Linked DNA regions of Homo sapiens: regions 1, 2, 3, 4 and 5 are each linked to region 6. The links are chromatin contacts, found by Hi-C or POLR2A ChIA-PET in ENCODE. All regions are on one chromosome and are shown on one strand. The core of a region is the stretch at or near the end of the contact, and the rest is flanking DNA. Distances in the headings are between cores, read along the strand shown. Region 1 overlaps TMCC3 (transmembrane and coiled-coil domain family 3). Region 2 overlaps TMCC3 (transmembrane and coiled-coil domain family 3). Region 3 overlaps LOC643339 (a long non-coding RNA gene). Region 4 has its middle 16 kb from the start of MIR492. Region 5 overlaps LOC643339 (a long non-coding RNA gene). Region 6 overlaps CRADD (CARD and death domain containing adaptor protein).

Region 1 (2,700 bases), core at 105-2,604, 790 kb before region 6:
GTGAGTCTCGCCTTAAGGGTCTCTTCTAGCACCGAGTGTTTTCAATATATAAAATTTGCATACAATATAACACAACCCTTAAACCCAAGCCTAAAACTTCACCTAGTCCTTGACCAAAGAAACAATTATCTGCTCCAACACTAGGGGAAAGACAGGACTTGAGTCCGATGGCCCATGGAGAGACAGCATGTCTGGTGCAATACCCAGTGAAGCGTCCCCCTAGAAAAAGCCCGTGTGACTTCTGCCTTACACGCCAATTTGAGAGCCCAGCCGGGGAGTAAAATGTGGCTTTTACTGTATCCTATGAGACACTTCCACCTACCTCTTGTTCCACAGGCACCTCAAAGTCTGTATATCAGATTCATTCTTTGAACCGCCCTTCTATTCCTGGTTAATATTATACTTTTCCCATACAGCCAGTCAGCAAACCAGATGCCTGAGCTGCTCCCTCAATCCCCCACCCTACCCAGGCATCCAGTGGTTTATTTCTTTTCTTTTCTTTTTTTTTTTGAGACAGGGTCTGGGTCTGTCACCCAGGCTGGAGTGCAGTGGTGCCATCTTGGCTGACTGCAACCTCTGCCTCCCAGGTTCAAGCAATTCTCCTGCCTCAGCCTCCTGAGTAGCTGGGATTACAGGCACATACCATCATGTCCAGATAATTTTTGTATTTTTAGTAGAGACAGGGTTTCACCATGTTGACCAGGCTGGTCTCAAACTCCTGACCTCAGGTGATCTGCCTGCCTTGGCCTCCCAAAGTGCTGGGATTACAGGCATGAGCCACTGCACCTGGCCCCAATGGTTTACTTCTTAAATGTCGATCATCTGTCTTTTCCTCGTTGCCCCCAACATCCCTCTCTTAAGCTTACCTCTGGATTTGAGCAACAGAGTGAAGCATCAGGAAATGGACTCTGGAGTGAAACTTGAACGTCAGCTCTTTCACTTAGCGGCTTTGTGAGCAGCCATTAGAAGCGGTGTTGGGAAACCCATTACAACATTTGTTGTTCTGAGTTTGAGTCATTCGTGGTCTACCGCAGTTTCCCAAAGTTCAGTCATTCCCACATCTACGACACACAGCCTCATACCACCTGCACTGTTATTTGCTTGATATTTCTAAATCAGTTATCTCCTTAAAACTTACATTTATTTTCAAAGTATCAGTGTCATTATTCTAGCTATATATCTTCTGAGTTTGAGGCCTCCCAGCAGCAGATTAAGAAGTAGATTAGCACTGGGTGTGGTGGCTCACGCCTGTATTCCCAGCACTGTGGGAGGCCAAGGTGGGTGGATTGCTTAAGCCCAGGAGTTTGAGACCAGCCTGAGCAACATGGCCAAACCCCATCTCTACAAAAGATACAAAAATTAGCTGGACTTGGTGATGCATACATATGCTCTCAGCTACTCAGGAGGCTGAGGTGGGAGGATCACCTGAGCCCTGGGAGGGGTGAGGTGGGAGGGGTGAGGCTGCAGTGAGCCTTGATTGCATCAGTGCACTCCAACCTGGGTGATGGCGAGACCCTGTCTCAACAAAACTAGTTAGCAAGTGTTGGAGCAATGTTAGAAAGTTTTTAGCACCAAAGACTTTTCCTGGACTGAATCAACTGAATTGGATTGAGGATTGAAAAGGAAATAACTCGCTCACTGTGATTCTATGTTATTTAATGCTTTTGTCTTATGTCACCTAAAATAATTCAGAATCATCTAGGAAAACCCTGGTCTTAATGTATCATCTCCTTTCGTTCCTTCATGAAATATTTATCTTTAGACCCATGGTCTAGAAGATGCTTAGAAACATTTTTCCCACTCATGGGTTGTGAAAATTTGAGTTAGTGAGTGTTTTCCTTTTTTATTTTGGCCAACAGGAACCCAGATCCAAATTTCAGCAGAACCGAGTGAGATTTTTATAGCCTGCTTCTTTTTCTTTTCTTCTTCTTTTTTTTTTTTTTTTCTTACCTCTTGATTTTGGCTTCCTTTTCTAATTTATATTTTTTTCTGGCCTGGTTTCAATGTGTGTGTGTGTGTGTGTGTGTGTGTGTGTGTGTGTTTACATATATGTGTTTCCTGTAATCTATCTTAAATCCTTGTATACCAAATGAGGTACTCATCAATTTATTTATTTACTTATTTATTTATGAGATAGAGTCTCGTTCTGTTGCCCAGGCTGGAGTGTAGTGGTGCAGTCTTGGCTCACTGCAGCCTCCGCCTCCCAGGTTCAAGCAATTCTGCCTCAGCCTCCCCAGTAGCTGGAACTACAGGTGCCCACCACCATGCCAGCTAATTTTTTTGTATTTTTGGTAGAGATGGGGTTTCGCCATTTTGGCTGAGATGGTCTCAAACTCCTGGCCTCAAGTGATCCACCTGCCTCACCCTCCCAAAGTGCTGGGATTATAGGAGTGAGCCACCATACTCGGCCTCATCAATTGATTTAATTCAATATAAATGATTGTTACTGGGATGAACAGAAGCCCAATCTGATAAGTCAAAGGCAGTCTCATCTAGGTGGAAATACTTGAAGGAGCTTGGAAATGAGCTGAGCTTGCTTCTCTCTGTATTATTTCCTCTTTAGTCTTCTGACGACCATGACCTGGGAGAAACTGAGGTAATGGATGACGATAGGCCGAAGAGTGGAACATCCAGAAAATATGAATTCTTTGGGAATTTCAGGCAAGGACAGATAGTGGGTGGAGAAGAAATTTGAGTTAC
Region 2 (2,700 bases), core at 195-2,694, 770 kb before region 6:
CTTAAGTAGCTCTGCTCAGTCCACTCTGCTTAGTCTCAGATTTTTTTTTTTTTTCCTGCAGATTTAGTCCAGGTCCAGAACACAGGATTGATTGTATTGTTTAGAATATCTTTTCTTTTCAGAGAAATAATGAGCTCTTGGCAACATTAAGTATTGATGGAAATGAATATTGCAATTTGGCAGCTGCTGATTGACACATGTTTGCTAAACAGCTACTCAAATTTCAGAAAGCTTGCCTAGAAGAAGAAGAAAAGTAAGATATCCCAAGAATATTTTTTACCTTCTTTGCCTAGGTATTTATTTGTAAAATCATTTTCTTTGGAAAGTTCCAGCTGAAACATGAGCTAGCTTTGGCTGAAGAGTTCAGGTGAGCCTACATAAAAGATTAAACTTCAGTAAATACAGAAGTGTTGAGGTTTTTTTGGAGCCTCTTTGCCTTGTAATTTTTTTTTTTTTTTTAAGAAAGAGCTGGTCTTTTGGTCACTGGGTCTTTTTTTATATCTGCAGGGAAGTCATAGTAACAGGCTCCGTGTCTGATTGGGTTCCATGGCAACAAAGGGTTGTGACTTTATTAAAGGAGAGTTGAGCATGCCAAGAAAGATAAAAATCAGAGTATGGAAAATGTCCGACCAGATGAATGTGTTTTTTGGATCACATGTGCCCTGGACTAGAAAGGTTTCCTGAGTCGACATCAGTCTCCATTACAGATTTGAATCGCACTGGGTTATCATTAAGGTCATAGGGATCAGTGCTTATTTTAAAAAAGAAATCCATCTACTTCTTTGCTTTTACCCATTCATTCTTCCTTTTTTAATGTCTCGGTATATTTACAAAAATCAAAACAGTGATGGTAAGTACCTAACAAGAGAGGATTCTGGCTTTTCAAGGGAGAAAAGAAATATAACATATTCTTTGTGGAACTGATTATAGCTGTATGTTGTGAGATCGTGTGGGAGGGCCAATTAGAGGCAATTATATCTCGATTGAACTCTCCCTGAATTAAAGCTTGCTGGATGCTTTCCAAGCTTGGGGGGTTTGGTTTCCCATCCATGTTTCTCTTTGATGGGTTTGGAGATCCTGGTTTCAGGCCATGGGTGTGGAGTACTCCTCTCTCCCAAAAGTAAGGAGCAGGCTGTTGCCATAACCAAAAGTGTGTGGTAATTAGAGGTCTTTTGCTGAAGGTACTAATATTTGACCAAGAAATGGTGTGATCCGAAAACTTTGAATTGTCCTGTGTTCCCGCTTCACCTGGTTGTTAACTGTGTGGGGCTGGGTTTACTTTTCTATGAAATGTACAATTGTATATTTCTCCTACTGATACTGAAAGTGAAAGAATTCCGAGGGCAGGTTGACGTTGGACACTTTACCATGTCAGTCATCCTTTAAACCAGTGGTGCGTTCTGACATGCCCCTGGGTTCAGGCTTTATTAATCACTTGGGGCCTCTTCCTGGTGAATCAGAAACTGCACAGATACTGGGGCTCTCATGATTACACATAATATAACAAGCAGTATTGGTCTAAGAGGGAAGAATTAGCTCACCAGGTTTCACAGCTCCCAGCTATCATTAATCAGCTATAAGTCCTTGGTGAAATCACTTAAACTTCTTGGGCCTTGATTTCCTTATCTTAAAATGAGTTTGACCTAAATTGGTGTTTCCTAACTTTCCTGTTTAGATAAAGAACCTGGGGTACTGCAGAACCTCCAGTAGAGATTTCCTGATTCACTGGTCTGGGGAGTGGGAAAGATCACTGGGGCTCCATCCACTCTTAACAATTTGGTGTTCGGGATATACTGATCTAGCTCAATAGTTTCAAACTACTTGGACATAAGAATGGGGTGGAGGTGGGAGGTAGAAAGGCGGCTGTCAGATGCACAGTCCAGGTTCTGTCCCTGAGATTGCCTGAAGCTGTAGCTTGAGAAACACCAGCCCCAAAGGCTCTTCCACATACTGGTCCTCACTTCCTCGAAGGAGCCAGAAGAGCTGTGTCAACTGAGAGAGCCTGGTGGGTTTGCTTACCCGCAGTGTTAACTCTAAACCCCATATCAGTGTTTGAGAAAGTTACTTATTTTAAAATCTTAGAGTACTGCAATAGTTTGTTCATAGAATTCTCTGTGCTGTGTTTCTTTTGGATAACACAGCGTTTTCTAAGCATGGTTACTTTAGGTGTGCACGAGGCAATGCCAGCCACATCCAAATTACCTGTGGAGCTTGTTAAAAAATATACAGAAGATTCAATGTGTCCTTCATAGGGCCTGGGCATCAATCTTGCTTAAGACCTGAAGGATTTTGTGTTCTTTTTAAGGTTTAGGGCAAAACCTTACAAACTGACCCTACCCTAATTTCCTCAGTGAAATCGACTTTAAGTATAAACACGCATGTTTAGCACAAGGGGAATGGTTTACATTGAGCCACTTAGATTGTAGAAGAGTCAGCAACACATAAAGTGCCTTAGAGAAAAATACCCTGACCTGGTTAATGATTAAACCATTAACTGCTAAAGCAGACCCATTCTAATGTATATCTGGTCTATACAGTTTCTATTTGTGCCTAGTTTTTCTAGTTCGTGTTTAGCAAAGATTAAGTGATATTGTTTAATGAAGTGTTTAGTAGCTCTAAATGATAAAGGTTCACATTTTTTTCTATTAAGTAGCTTAAGTGTGAATTCATTTGAAAAAAAAAAAATTCCACAGGCCCTGC
Region 3 (2,701 bases), core at 162-2,661, 600 kb after region 6:
CAGGGCCTCGCCAGCACAGGGGCGGGCACCAACTAGACTCCGATGAGTGCGAATTCACTGATAACAGTTAACAGTATTGAATGCCCCAGCTGTGCAGGTTGGGAATTACCTGTATTTTCCCACTTAATCCTTAAGATAATCCACCAGGTTTTTTTCGTTTGTTTGTTTTGTTTTTGAGACAGAGTCTTGCTCTGTTGCCCAGGCAGGAGTGCAGTGGCACGATCTCGGCTCACTGCAACCTCTGCCTCCCGGGTTCAAGTGATTCTCCTGCCTCAGCCTCCTGAGTAGATGGAACTGCAGGCATGTGCCACCACACCCAGCTAATTTTTGTATTTTTAGTAGAGATGGGTTTTCGCCATGTTGGCCAGGCTGGCCTTGAACTCCTGACCTCAAATGACCTGCCCACCTTAGCCTCCCAAAGTGCTGGGATTACAGGCGTGAGCACCACGCCCGGCCGCTACCAGGTTTTGGAGAGGTCATAAACTGAGGAGTGTTCTGCCTGATTCTAACATCTACACACTCACCCATTACATACATACATTCCATTTTGATAAATCAAGTCAGGCTTGCTAATCTTAATTTGGTGCCCTTTCCAGTAGTAATTAGTTTTACTGTGGGCCAATAAAAACCAAGATTCCATATCAAGCACAGAACAATTCAACCAACAGATCCCTAGAAACCTATCAAGAAGGAAGAAAAAGAGATTAAGGAGATTTGGGCAGATCCTTCATAGCTCTCCTTGCAACTTTAATCAACATACAGCATGTTCTCGCAGGGGGAGGTCCCCACCCTCAGCATTGAAAGTGAAATAACACACTCTGTGTTGCTGATCCTGGATTGAAACGTATGACCTACAGAAACTCAATGAGCTTGAATTAATGTTTGTTAAAGAAGAAATATGGTTTTTAAAAGTAGTATCCTTTTGATCCCTGACTGCAAAATACTCAGCTTGGCGCTAACTTAGCTTCTTCCCCTATATACCGTGTCTCTCTCTCTCTCTTTCCCCATGTTGTAGCTATTAAGCACAAATTGAGGACCATGTGATCCTTCATCCTGAGTCAAAAGCCTTTCAAGCTCCCACCCTGAGCCATCCAAGATTCCTTAACTTTCTTTCAGCCTCTATAAAAATCAATTATTGTTCTGTTTTATATACGTACACTGAACCTCTCAACAACAGCTTGATTCAGCAGAACGCTCTGGTCTTAAACTTTTCAGTGAAGCAGTGAGTGGTGAAAGCTTTAGTGTAGCTACTGAACTGATCCTGACAGCAATAAAGGAGAAAAAAAAAGTTTGCTTCCGGAATTGTTAAGAAATGTTTTGCATTGCACAATATCTGAACCAGGAGGGCAGCTCATCAGCTGAACATATTGCCACAGAAGTGCTTCCTCCTGAAGTGGGAGGGGTTGAAAGACAAGAAGGGTCACAGGTAGGAGCTGACAAAGCTGGCAGGCAAAAGCAGCAGAACATTGAACAGAAAGGCACTGAGAATCTCTGGATCTGAAAAGTGATCAGCAGGGTAAAGGATGGCCAAGGACAGAATCCAGTCTTCCTCTTGACCACAGTGCAGCTGTTCTTTTTCTGCTCCATGAATTTGCTAAGGGGGGAAAAAGCAACCCCTGGCCTGTCTACTGTCAAGGACAGTGAAATATGCTGGGTCATGACCAAGTTGTTTCTTAGCTTCCCAGAGCTTCTAACCACTAGACAGCACTATCTCTAGTCCTTGCCGGTAAAATCAAAATTCAGTGCTCTACAGAAGGCAGCATGGTGTAGAGGAGTGCCTCCCAAACTTTAGTCTGCATGGGAATCACCTGGAGTCCTGTTAAAATAGAGATGACTGGGCCCCATGCCAGACTTTCAGATTTAGTAGATCTGGAGTGGGGCCAAGAATTTGCATTTCTAACAAGTTTCCCAGTTGTTACAGATGTTGCTGGTCTGGGAACTATGCTCTGAGAGCCTGTGGTCTAGAGGAGAAACACGGACTTGGGAGTAGACAGACATGGGTTCTGGTACCAGTTCTTCCACTTCCGGTGTGCCTTTGAGAGAGCTGCTTCTTTGAGCTTTGGTTTTCTCATCTGACAGGACAGATAATGGCAGACAATGGTAGTGTGGTTAGATGCATGGACTGTGACTGTGTTCCGATCTGGCTCTGCTACTGTCTATGTGACCTTACACAAATTATTTTCACCTCTTTATCCTTCTATTTGCTCATTTATAGAGTGGGGGTAATAGCAGCATCTACCACGTAGAGTTGCCTTGAGCCTTGAGAGAGTGAGACTATGTAAAGCATTTACAACAGTGCATGGTACATGGGAAACACTAGATAAACATTTGCTATTATGATTTTTTTGCACTTGTTAGAATTACATGGAATAAAGCATGTAAAGTGTCTTATGTGACATCAGACGCATAGAAAGTGTCTAGTAAATGTCAATTTCCTCTCCTTTACCCAAAACAAGCAAGTCAGAGTGCTGACCAAAACAATGTCCTTTAAGTGGAGATCTTAGCAGAAGGGTACAGTCAAGAAAGATAACAGCATGAGGATTTTAGCTGTTAGTGGGGCAGAGTATGTCAGATGCCACCTCTTTGTAAACTGAGGGGTCCATGCCAGCAGGGCCTTCCTTTGAGCAAAGATCAGCAACTTGGACCATTTGGACAACTTCTGCCTGGTGTTCACAGATGTGGGAAAGGTTTAAGGAACTCC
Region 4 (2,700 bases), core at 200-2,699, 970 kb before region 6:
CCAAGATATACCTCTTCATGAAAATGTATGTTGATCAGGGACTGTGGGTATGTATAGGGTCAACATTCTCTCCCATCTGCTTTTAAGTAAGTGCTGACTTTGCCAGGCCAGGTGAATGAGCCTACAGTCATTTTAAGGTGGAAATAATTGGTTAGTTTAGACTATTTCAGCATTTCCAACACCTAGATTCTAGTAGATATTCCTTGAAAAAGGTGTTAGCAGTGGTGAGTCCATACAGGTCTGCAGCAACCTCAATTCTTCCCTCTTCAGAAGAAAATATTTGACACAGAGACCAAGGCAAGTTTTAGAGGAATGAAAGTTTATTCAAAAGCTTTACAGCAGGAATGAAAGGAAGTGAACTTGGAAGAGGGCCAAGGGGGTGACTGGAGAGATCAAGTGCATGGATTCCCCATTGACTTGGGATTTTATATGTTGTCATATTTCCAGGAGCTTGTGTCCCTTGTCTCCTGATTCTTCCCTTGGGTGGGCTCTCCGCATCCGCAGTGGCTGCCAGCACTTAGGAGTGATGCATGCACGGTATGTTTACTGGAGTTGTACGCATGCTCACTCGAGGCATTCTTCTCTTACCAGTTGAATGTTCCTAGAAGGTCATATACCAGTTAAACTTTGCCATTTTGCCTCTTTTTTGCTTGAGCCCACTGGCCCAACTCCTGAGATCTTATCAGGAAACTGCTGATTCCCAGCTTCAGGTGTTTCTATCTATTGGGAGACTGCCTTTCTCTGGTGCTGGCTGTGACCAATTATTATTTTATTTTATTTTATTCTTTTATTTAGATTCTCGCTCTGTAGCCTAGGCTGGAGTGCAGTGGTGCGATCTCGGCTCACTGCAACCTCCGCCTCCCAGGTTCAAGCGATTCTCCTGCCTCAGGCTCCCGGGGAAGCTGGGATTACAGGTGCCCGCAACCATGCCCTGCCAATTTTTGTATTTTTATTAGAGATGGGGTTTCACTGTGTTGGCCAAGCTGGTCTCAAACTCCAGACCTCAAGAGATCCGCCTGCCTCAGCCTCCCAAAGTGCTGGGATTACAGGTGTGAGCCACCGTGCCCGGCCCAATTATTATTTTAGAGAGACAGTTAACAACTGCCTGACCTCAGTGGTTGCCTGACACTCCTGGAGTGGGGCAGGGGAGCCCTCTTCTGCCCTGCTCAGGTCTAACTAGCTACCTACTATCACAAAAGGAGTCTGGTTAAAAAGGTATTGTGGCAAAAGGGAGTATAGTATGGGTTCCCCAACCTTACTTGGCCGCAACACCTTTGTGTGGCTGAGCATCTTGGGATCAGCAGCCTGCAGGACACTGGAAATTGCTGGACTGAAGGTCAGTGATCTGAGAGACAGGAAAGTACCCGCAGCGAGACAGTGCGAAGAGAGCAATTTTAGAAATACTTCTGCTTTTGTTTCTCAGTTTTTGTTTCTCGGTGCTTATTTTTAACCTAAGTAGTAGTCATTTGAAGCTCTCAGAAGCTCATGGGCTCTTATCAGATGAAAGTACCCCAGACCTTGCAGGATTAGGAACATCATCTGGCCTGAACAGAAGGTAAAATTGCTGTCTGATTTTCTTTTTAGAGAAACCTGTTAGTGAAGCTGGCGATTCAGTTCTTTCTGGTATACATTTAGGACCTGTTAAATATATATTCTGCCTCAAGGGGAAATCATATTCTAAAAAGTAAACAATTCATAGGCAATTCTTGTACCTTGAGAATCCATTAATGGCTTTCAGAAGGCAAATTTTGTTGTCAAGGGGACAGGTTATATGGGCAACTTGCTTCTATTAATACTTTTCTGGGCAGATTAACTAAATGAACTAATATTTAACTTGGTCTAATAGAATGTTAGCCAGAACAGTGCCTGGTAACAACAACAATAATACTAGCTAACATTTCTTAAGTGGTCACTATGTCCCATAACTATTATACATGTGTTAACTAATTTAATCCTCACAAAAATGCAATGAGGTAGCTGTTATTTTTACTCCCACTTTATAAATGAGAAAATATAGTAATATAGCATATTTTACATATATACAGTAATATTGTAGCAGGACGAGCTGCAGACAAAACCCCTCAGACACCGAGTTAAGGAAGGGCTTTATTCGGCTGGGAGCGTCGGCAAGACTCACGTCTCCAACAACTGAGCTCCCCAAGTGAGCAATTCCTGTCCCTTTTAAGGGCTTACAACTCTAAGGGGGTCCGCGTGAGAGGATCGTGATCGATTGAGCAAGCTGGGAGTACGTGACTGGGGGCTGCATGCACTGGTAATCAGAACGGAACAGGACAGGGATTTTCACAATGCTTTTCCATATAATGTCTGGAATCTATAGATGACATAACCGCTTAGGTTAGGGGTCGATCTTTAACTACCAGGCCCAGGGCTCAGCGCTGGGCTGTCTGCCTGTGGATTTCATTTCTGCCTTTTAGTTTTTACTTCTTTATTTGGAGGCAGAAATTGGGTGTAAGACAATATGAGGGGTGGTCTCCTCCCTTAATATAGCATAATAGTGAGGCTAGAACCAGTGATTGGCTCTGTATTCATAAGAGTGAGTAACAAAGCAAAGCAGATTTTACAGTAAGTTCTTTCTTTTTTTTTTTTTTTTTTTTTTTTTTTTGAGACAGTCTCGCTCTGTGATCCAAGCTGGAGTGCAGTGGTGCGATCTAGGCTCATGGCCCGCCTCCCAGGTTCAAG
Region 5 (2,700 bases), core at 139-2,638, 790 kb after region 6:
ACAAATTAGCTGGGCATGGTGGTGCACACCTGTAATCCCAGCTACTTTGGGAGGCTGAGGCAGAAGAATTGCTTGAAGCTGGGAGCTGGAGGTTGCAGTGAGCTGAGATGATGCCACTGCACTCCAGCCTAGGCAAGAGAGTGAACTCTGTCTCAAAAAAAAAAAAAATGCATAATTATGGACACAATTCCCCTTTCTTCTTTCCAAAGGAGTAGCCAGGAAAAAAATTCAGTGCTTTTACTCAGTGCTCTTCATATGTTTTTTTCTCTTGCCCTTAAAACATGTACCTTGTGCCAGGGGAATGGTTTCCTCTCTGGATCCCTCAAAACAGCTCCAATTAATACTTTTCTTATTTACTCCAATTAATATTTTTGGTTTTTTCTCTCTTGCCCTGGAATAATCTTCCTCTTTGTCCTTACCTTTCTTCAATTCTCCTATCTCCCTTCTAATTCTCCCTAAACCTTGGATCTAGTCATCCCACTGGACACCCCATTTTCACAACTTTCTGGTATATTGAGTCCTGGTTTCCTTGGACAAGTTGATGAGAGATCGTTTTTGAAATTCTTCTGCAATTAGCTCCTGAAGGAATTGGGGCTGGAGGAGCCTCAGATGGTCCAATGACTTCTGGACATTTGGGTGATCAAGGGGGTTTTAAGAGACTTTCTTGTGTTTCGGTTTCCAGGGATAGTATGCACCCCTACCCTGTAGGTCCTTTTAGCTTGCAGAAGGTAGCCATGAACCAAGAGGTGCCCATCATTCCACCCGGAGCAAGCATCTTGCCTGCGTTTACTTTGGGGTAAAAAGTTTTATCAGGGGGTCAGCTCCTGGAGTTTCAGGCTCTGAAGCTAGTCCTTGAAGATTGGGGAAAATATACCTAGTGAAGGAGAGGAGGAGGTGAGGGAACAGCTTCTGGAAGCAGCAAAACCTTCTTAGCTTTTGACTCCTCCTCCTGTCTATGCAACAGGGAGAGGGGCTGTGCACGGTTCAGGCCCCTTGGCTGGTCTCCCCATTTTCACGTTTGGTGCTGTCTCAGCAAAGTTTTTGTTTTCTAGGATCGGCTGTAAACAGGAGGCACACCATGTTTCCTGTATGGCTTGTTGGCTTTTATATGACAGGTGTGTCTCGTGGCAGGAACAACAGCTCAAGTGTGGCCGAGTCTCATCAAGAGGGCTTCTCTGCTCAGTTGTCCCTTCTGTTTCAGCTGATTCTTGGCTCTGTGCTTGCGAGCATCTGGGAAACTGGGCATGGAAGTAATCCCACCCTTTGTTCGATAACTAGCAGACACACAGGCGAGACAAGCCAGGAGCACAGCCAATTCCCTTAAGGAGTGTGGGCTGAGACCATGCCAATGGGAGGACAGGAGGCAGGGGCCCTGAGCACTGCCACCAGTGCACCAAGCCAAGCTGGCATGCTCAGCCTCTGGCACGGGCTTCAGGTCTCTGACCCCCCTCTTATTCCATCCTTCCTGAGGATTCATTAAGAGTGCTTAGGGGAACACAGAAGGCTTTTTATAGGCATCCTGGTTCAGCCTTGGTAGGGTTACTGAAAACAAAAAAAATATTTCTGGATTGGAAAGATCTTCAGAAATGTTCTTGCCAAAAAATGTTTTATTTAGTTCTTTATCACAGGTCATATTTCTGCAGGGAGGATTTTCCTAACACCTTCAGAGCTCAGAGCAGTGCCATATGCATGAGGTATCTGTGTGTCAAAGAGATGGGAGGAGCACAGCAGGGGTGTGAGAAGGTTGGCTTGAGCTTTAAAATTTTGAAACTTAGGGAGGTTTTTGGAATCACCAAGCCAATAGCACCAATCACCCAAGCCCCAAAAGTGCTGAGGTCCTGTAGGGATCCTCAGCCACACTCATTGTTTCCATGGAAACAATAGAACTTTCTGATATAAAATAGAAGGCAACCTATAGACATCACACTTACAAAAATAGAGATCTGGTTTTCATCTCTGCTTCTTGGGCTAGGGCCAGCTTTTCCTGTTGTCTCTTTTATGGAATTTGAAATAAGGAGCCGAAGAAAAACTCCTAAGTGGGGAAAAAAGACTTCATTCCCTGAGTCCGAAGAAGGAGTCAGTGAACCCATTTCAAATTAGCAAGTTTTGACTAGCAGCTTCCCTGCACGACATTGGAGACCCCACACTGAGCTTGCTTTTAAGTGAGCCCCTGAGTTCTTCTTGTTTTCCAGTGTCGGAACTTCTAAATTACAGGGGCAACAGCCCAGGAACGGAAAAACTGCTCTCATCTGCTTTCTGGCCTGTCTCCAGACTAGAGCAGCTGTGAATATCTTGAGGTTTCCACTGTGGCCTGTCAGAGACTGCTGGTTTGAATAATCCTGATGAGATTTGGAGAAAGAGCACAGGCACATGAACATTTATAAGCAGAGTAGAATCTTTATCCCTTTCAGGTTCATTGGAATGTCACTGTCACTACTGATAAATCAACAGTGTCATCTTTTCCATTACCTCAGCACCTCACATAGAGAGCAGGATGTAATGGACGGACCCTTACTGCAGGGGTCAGAATCCCAGGTTCTGATCCTGATTCTGCCTCCGTGAACTGTGTGACCTTGGATAAGTCGCTTACCTTCTCTGGGCTTTACTTCAGTCACCTGTAAAGGGGAAGGGGGGAGATACTAGATGATCTTTTTGTTTTCATTTTTCTTTATTATAAAAACATATAAAATTTACCATCTT
Region 6 (2,700 bases), core at 147-2,646:
GCAGCGAGGGGTCCACCTCCACAGCCCGCAGCCCGTTGTGCAGGCTCTGGAAGGTGGCCTGCTTCCCGAAGCGCTGCCGCCAACGGATGAAGGCCTCCACCACCTGCGACTGCACGTTGTGGGGGTGGTTGGCCTTACAGCGGTAGATATCCGTCTGGGACAGTCCCAGAGACAGCACCATGGGCTCCCACTCAGGGCCCAGCCTCTGGGCCAGCTGGTTAATCTGCCGGTCTGATGGGGAGCTGTTGAGGATGTGCGAGGGGATCCCAGTCAATCTGTCACCTGAGGAGGAAAAAGACACCCCGGTGAAATGAGCAAGGCAACAAACACATCATTTGGGGGCAGAAATGAGAATCGTGGGGAGAAGAAGGCAATGCTTCCAAATGGCAGAGCCAATTGGCTCTTGTCTTCTTCCTGGGGGCTGCTCTGTACAACGCCATGATTCAGGGCTTCAATGCTGTTAAGTATCTGTGAAAATGTTTTTACAGAAACTTTTTTTTTTTTTTTTTTTGAGACGGTGTTTCACTCTGTCACCCAGGCTGGAGAGCAATGGCATGATGTTGGCTCACTACAAACTCCACCTCCTGGGTTGAAGTGATTCTCCTGTTTCAGCCTCCCAAGTAGCTGGGATTACAGGCAACTGCCACCATGCCCAGCTAATTTTTGTATTTTTAGCAGAGACAGGGTTTCACCATGTTGGCCAGGCTGGTCTTGAACTCCTGACCTCAGGTGATCCACCTGCCTTGGCCTCCCAAAGTGCTAGGATTACAGGCGTGAGCCACAGCACCCTGCCTGTTACAGAAACTTTGAAAGCAACAAAATAAAAATAACTAGAAATCCCACCAGAAAAACTCATTGATAATAACTAGTCTATTTTCTTTGATATATAAAACACACATGAAGGGTTACCTCGTACATGCTGCTTTGTAACAGGCTTTTTTCACTTCTATCCCTTTTACTCAAGGCCAGGCAAGGCATTCTGGGGGAATTCAAGAATGGCTGCACAGACCCCAGCTCCCTCTGGCACTGTCTGTGGCCTTAGTGATGGGGCCTGTTCCAAGGCTGGGAATGCCCCTCCCTGCAGGAAAGGCACGTGCTAGAGGACAAAGGCTAAACCAAACAGCTACCCTCGCCGATGAGGTTGAACTTGAAATATTACCGAGAAAACGTGTAGCTGCTAACAGAAGCCAGAGCCAAGAGGGCTGCTGAGAACAAAATAAACCTAAGAGGCCATAGGGTAGCAGGAAGGGAAGAGAGCGGGGTTTGTTCATAGCAGAGGCCACAAGAGTGGAGTTACCGTTCTGGCAGAGCCCAGAAGAGGAACAGGAAGTATGAGACGGGGCAACGAGGAAATCTGACCTTACACTTCCTGAACTAGATTCTTATTTGCCTGAGGCCAGTCTGCTAAGAAGCATGACATTGAGTGAATGGTTATAAATGTGCCCAGCAAAACCAGTGAGCAGTGCCTTTGGTTATACAGAGGAGCTCCTAACTTCATTAGGGAAGGCCTTCCAGGGGAAGGAGGCTAAAGCTAAGCCCTGAACACTAGGAGGAGGAGCTGGGTGATGAAGGAGGAACAGGGCGTGGCGCATCTCGAGAAGAGAGAATTGCATGTGCAAAGGCCCAGAGGCAGGAGAATCGCAATGGAGGAAGTGAAAGGCACTCACAGCAGCCAAGTGCAGAGATTGAGACGGACTCCAAACATCCAAAGTCATTTGCTAGGTTCAGACATTTGTTTGACAGCACAGTACACTATACTCCCATCCATCAGCATCACAGGGATTCAGGTCAGTCTACTTCATGCTCATCAGTCCACTATTGTGTTTTGATTTATGATTCAATAAGAAGGCAAAGGCACCTTATTACAAGAGCTGATGTTTTCCACAGCCCATGTCTTTGGCCTCTGGGCAGCGGCCAGCACCTTAGAGATGAGTTGCAAAAATATTGTCAAGGGCTCTTTCTGGTGTTTGTCAACACTACAATTTAAAAAACAATGACTATGACGCAATTAGAATACTGATGACACTACTGATCAATAGTTGAGATTAACAGCAATGATTTTACGGCTTGTATAAAAACATAGGCTCATTAAAAAAAAAATAAAGCAACAGAAAACAGCGCAAAGAAGAAAAGAAATCATCCAATATCCCGCTATTGTGTTTACAGTTGGTGACCATCATTCTGGATATCTCTGTATGCACATACACTGGTAGAAGGCTAGATAGAGGGTAATGGGTTCATTTAAAATGATAACATATGACCTTTTCTTTCCAGTAAGAGCTATGTAATTTTGTTTGGATGTAACAGAAGAAAAAGCAGAAGTGAAACAAAATGACATTCTGACCAGCGGTTACAAGTTAACATACTTGAAAACATACACACACACAATTTAATGCACAGAAAAAAGTTACGAAAACTCAAGGGTTAACTGCATGTTTTTATAGAAATACTCTATAATTACTTTACATTTCCTCTCCACTTCCTCACACTTGATTTTTTTTCACTTACATAATTTTTATTTTGCCAGATGCCTAATAGTTATACATTTCTTTAACAATCATCCATGCCCCCTTGCCCCATTGTTTAGTCCTAAGGTGGCATTGTAATGGTTGAATGCTCACCAGTGTTTTGTTGTTGTTGCTGTTGTTACTGTTCTTCATCTGTGGCTTTTCTACTCCTGGGTCTGTTCTTCTGATTTGA

Evidence for each region. Hi-C counts contacts between places; a loop is a spot of excess contacts on that map. ChIA-PET counts read pairs that join two places held with the same protein, here RNA polymerase II (POLR2A). Pooled maps may share reads with other maps.
Region 1: a pooled map shows a loop between it and region 6 (6-fold over the local background). The contact joins two enhancer-like sites. A Hi-C loop is called at or near these places in 2 of 37 single-sample maps with no recorded cell type and 6 of 50 pooled maps. POLR2A ChIA-PET finds 5 or more read pairs at or near these places in 1 of 52 experiments (GM12878).
Region 2: a loop to region 6 is called in a pooled map, with 4 times the contacts of the local background. The contact joins two enhancer-like sites. A Hi-C loop is called at or near these places in 1 of 50 pooled maps. POLR2A ChIA-PET finds 5 or more read pairs at or near these places in 2 of 52 experiments (GM12878 and activated CD8-positive, alpha-beta memory T cell).
Region 3: a map with no recorded cell type shows a loop between it and region 6 (9-fold over the local background). The contact joins two enhancer-like sites. A Hi-C loop is called at or near these places in 2 of 37 single-sample maps with no recorded cell type and 3 of 50 pooled maps.
Region 4: a loop to region 6 is called in a map with no recorded cell type, with 19 times the contacts of the local background. The contact joins two enhancer-like sites. A Hi-C loop is called at or near these places in 3 of 37 single-sample maps with no recorded cell type and 4 of 50 pooled maps.
Region 5: a loop to region 6 is called in a pooled map, with 5 times the contacts of the local background. The contact joins two enhancer-like sites. A Hi-C loop is called at or near these places in 2 of 37 single-sample maps with no recorded cell type and 2 of 50 pooled maps. POLR2A ChIA-PET finds 5 or more read pairs at or near these places in 1 of 52 experiments (T-cell).

The regions. Positions count from the first base shown.
Region 1 is chr12:94,639,010-94,641,709 of GRCh38, reverse strand. All of the region lies in intron 1 of TMCC3 (transmembrane and coiled-coil domain family 3), which reads left to right. Among named protein-coding and RNA genes, the nearest start is that of TMCC3, 10 kb to the left of the region's middle. RefSeq lists an enhancer at 1,105-1,184. Within about 2 kb of position 1,354, at least 5 of the 41 ENCODE cell types and tissues checked have a DNase peak (open chromatin) inside an H3K27ac peak, as active enhancers do.
Region 2 is chr12:94,620,580-94,623,279 of GRCh38, reverse strand. All of the region lies in intron 1 of TMCC3 (transmembrane and coiled-coil domain family 3), which reads left to right. Among named protein-coding and RNA genes, the nearest start is that of TMCC3, 29 kb to the left of the region's middle. RefSeq lists enhancers at 1,238-1,557, 1,898-2,017. Within about 2 kb of position 1,444, at least 13 of the 41 ENCODE cell types and tissues checked have a DNase peak (open chromatin) inside an H3K27ac peak, as active enhancers do.
Region 3 is chr12:93,242,966-93,245,666 of GRCh38, reverse strand. The region is part of intron 2 of LOC643339 (a long non-coding RNA gene); the gene reads left to right. Among named protein-coding and RNA genes, the nearest start is that of LINC02412, 70 kb to the right of the region's middle. RefSeq lists an enhancer at 1,706-1,965. Within about 2 kb of position 1,411, at least 16 of the 41 ENCODE cell types and tissues checked have a DNase peak (open chromatin) inside an H3K27ac peak, as active enhancers do.
Region 4 is chr12:94,816,945-94,819,644 of GRCh38, reverse strand. No RefSeq gene overlaps it. Among named protein-coding and RNA genes, the nearest start is that of MIR492, 16 kb to the left of the region's middle. RefSeq lists an enhancer at 1,085-1,604. Within about 2 kb of position 1,449, at least 3 of the 41 ENCODE cell types and tissues checked have a DNase peak (open chromatin) inside an H3K27ac peak, as active enhancers do.
Region 5 is chr12:93,060,644-93,063,343 of GRCh38, reverse strand. The region is part of intron 3 of LOC643339 (a long non-coding RNA gene); the gene reads left to right. Among named protein-coding and RNA genes, the nearest start is that of LINC02413, 71 kb to the right of the region's middle. Within about 2 kb of position 1,388, at least 10 of the 41 ENCODE cell types and tissues checked have a DNase peak (open chromatin) inside an H3K27ac peak, as active enhancers do.
Region 6 is chr12:93,847,552-93,850,251 of GRCh38, reverse strand. It overlaps CRADD (CARD and death domain containing adaptor protein), which reads right to left. Exons shown (of 3, transcript NM_003805.5): 3 at 1-282. Among named protein-coding and RNA genes, the nearest start is that of CRADD-AS1, 110 kb to the right of the region's middle. RefSeq lists an enhancer at 1,193-1,292 and a silencer at 2,209-2,258. Within about 2 kb of position 1,396, at least 11 of the 41 ENCODE cell types and tissues checked have a DNase peak (open chromatin) inside an H3K27ac peak, as active enhancers do.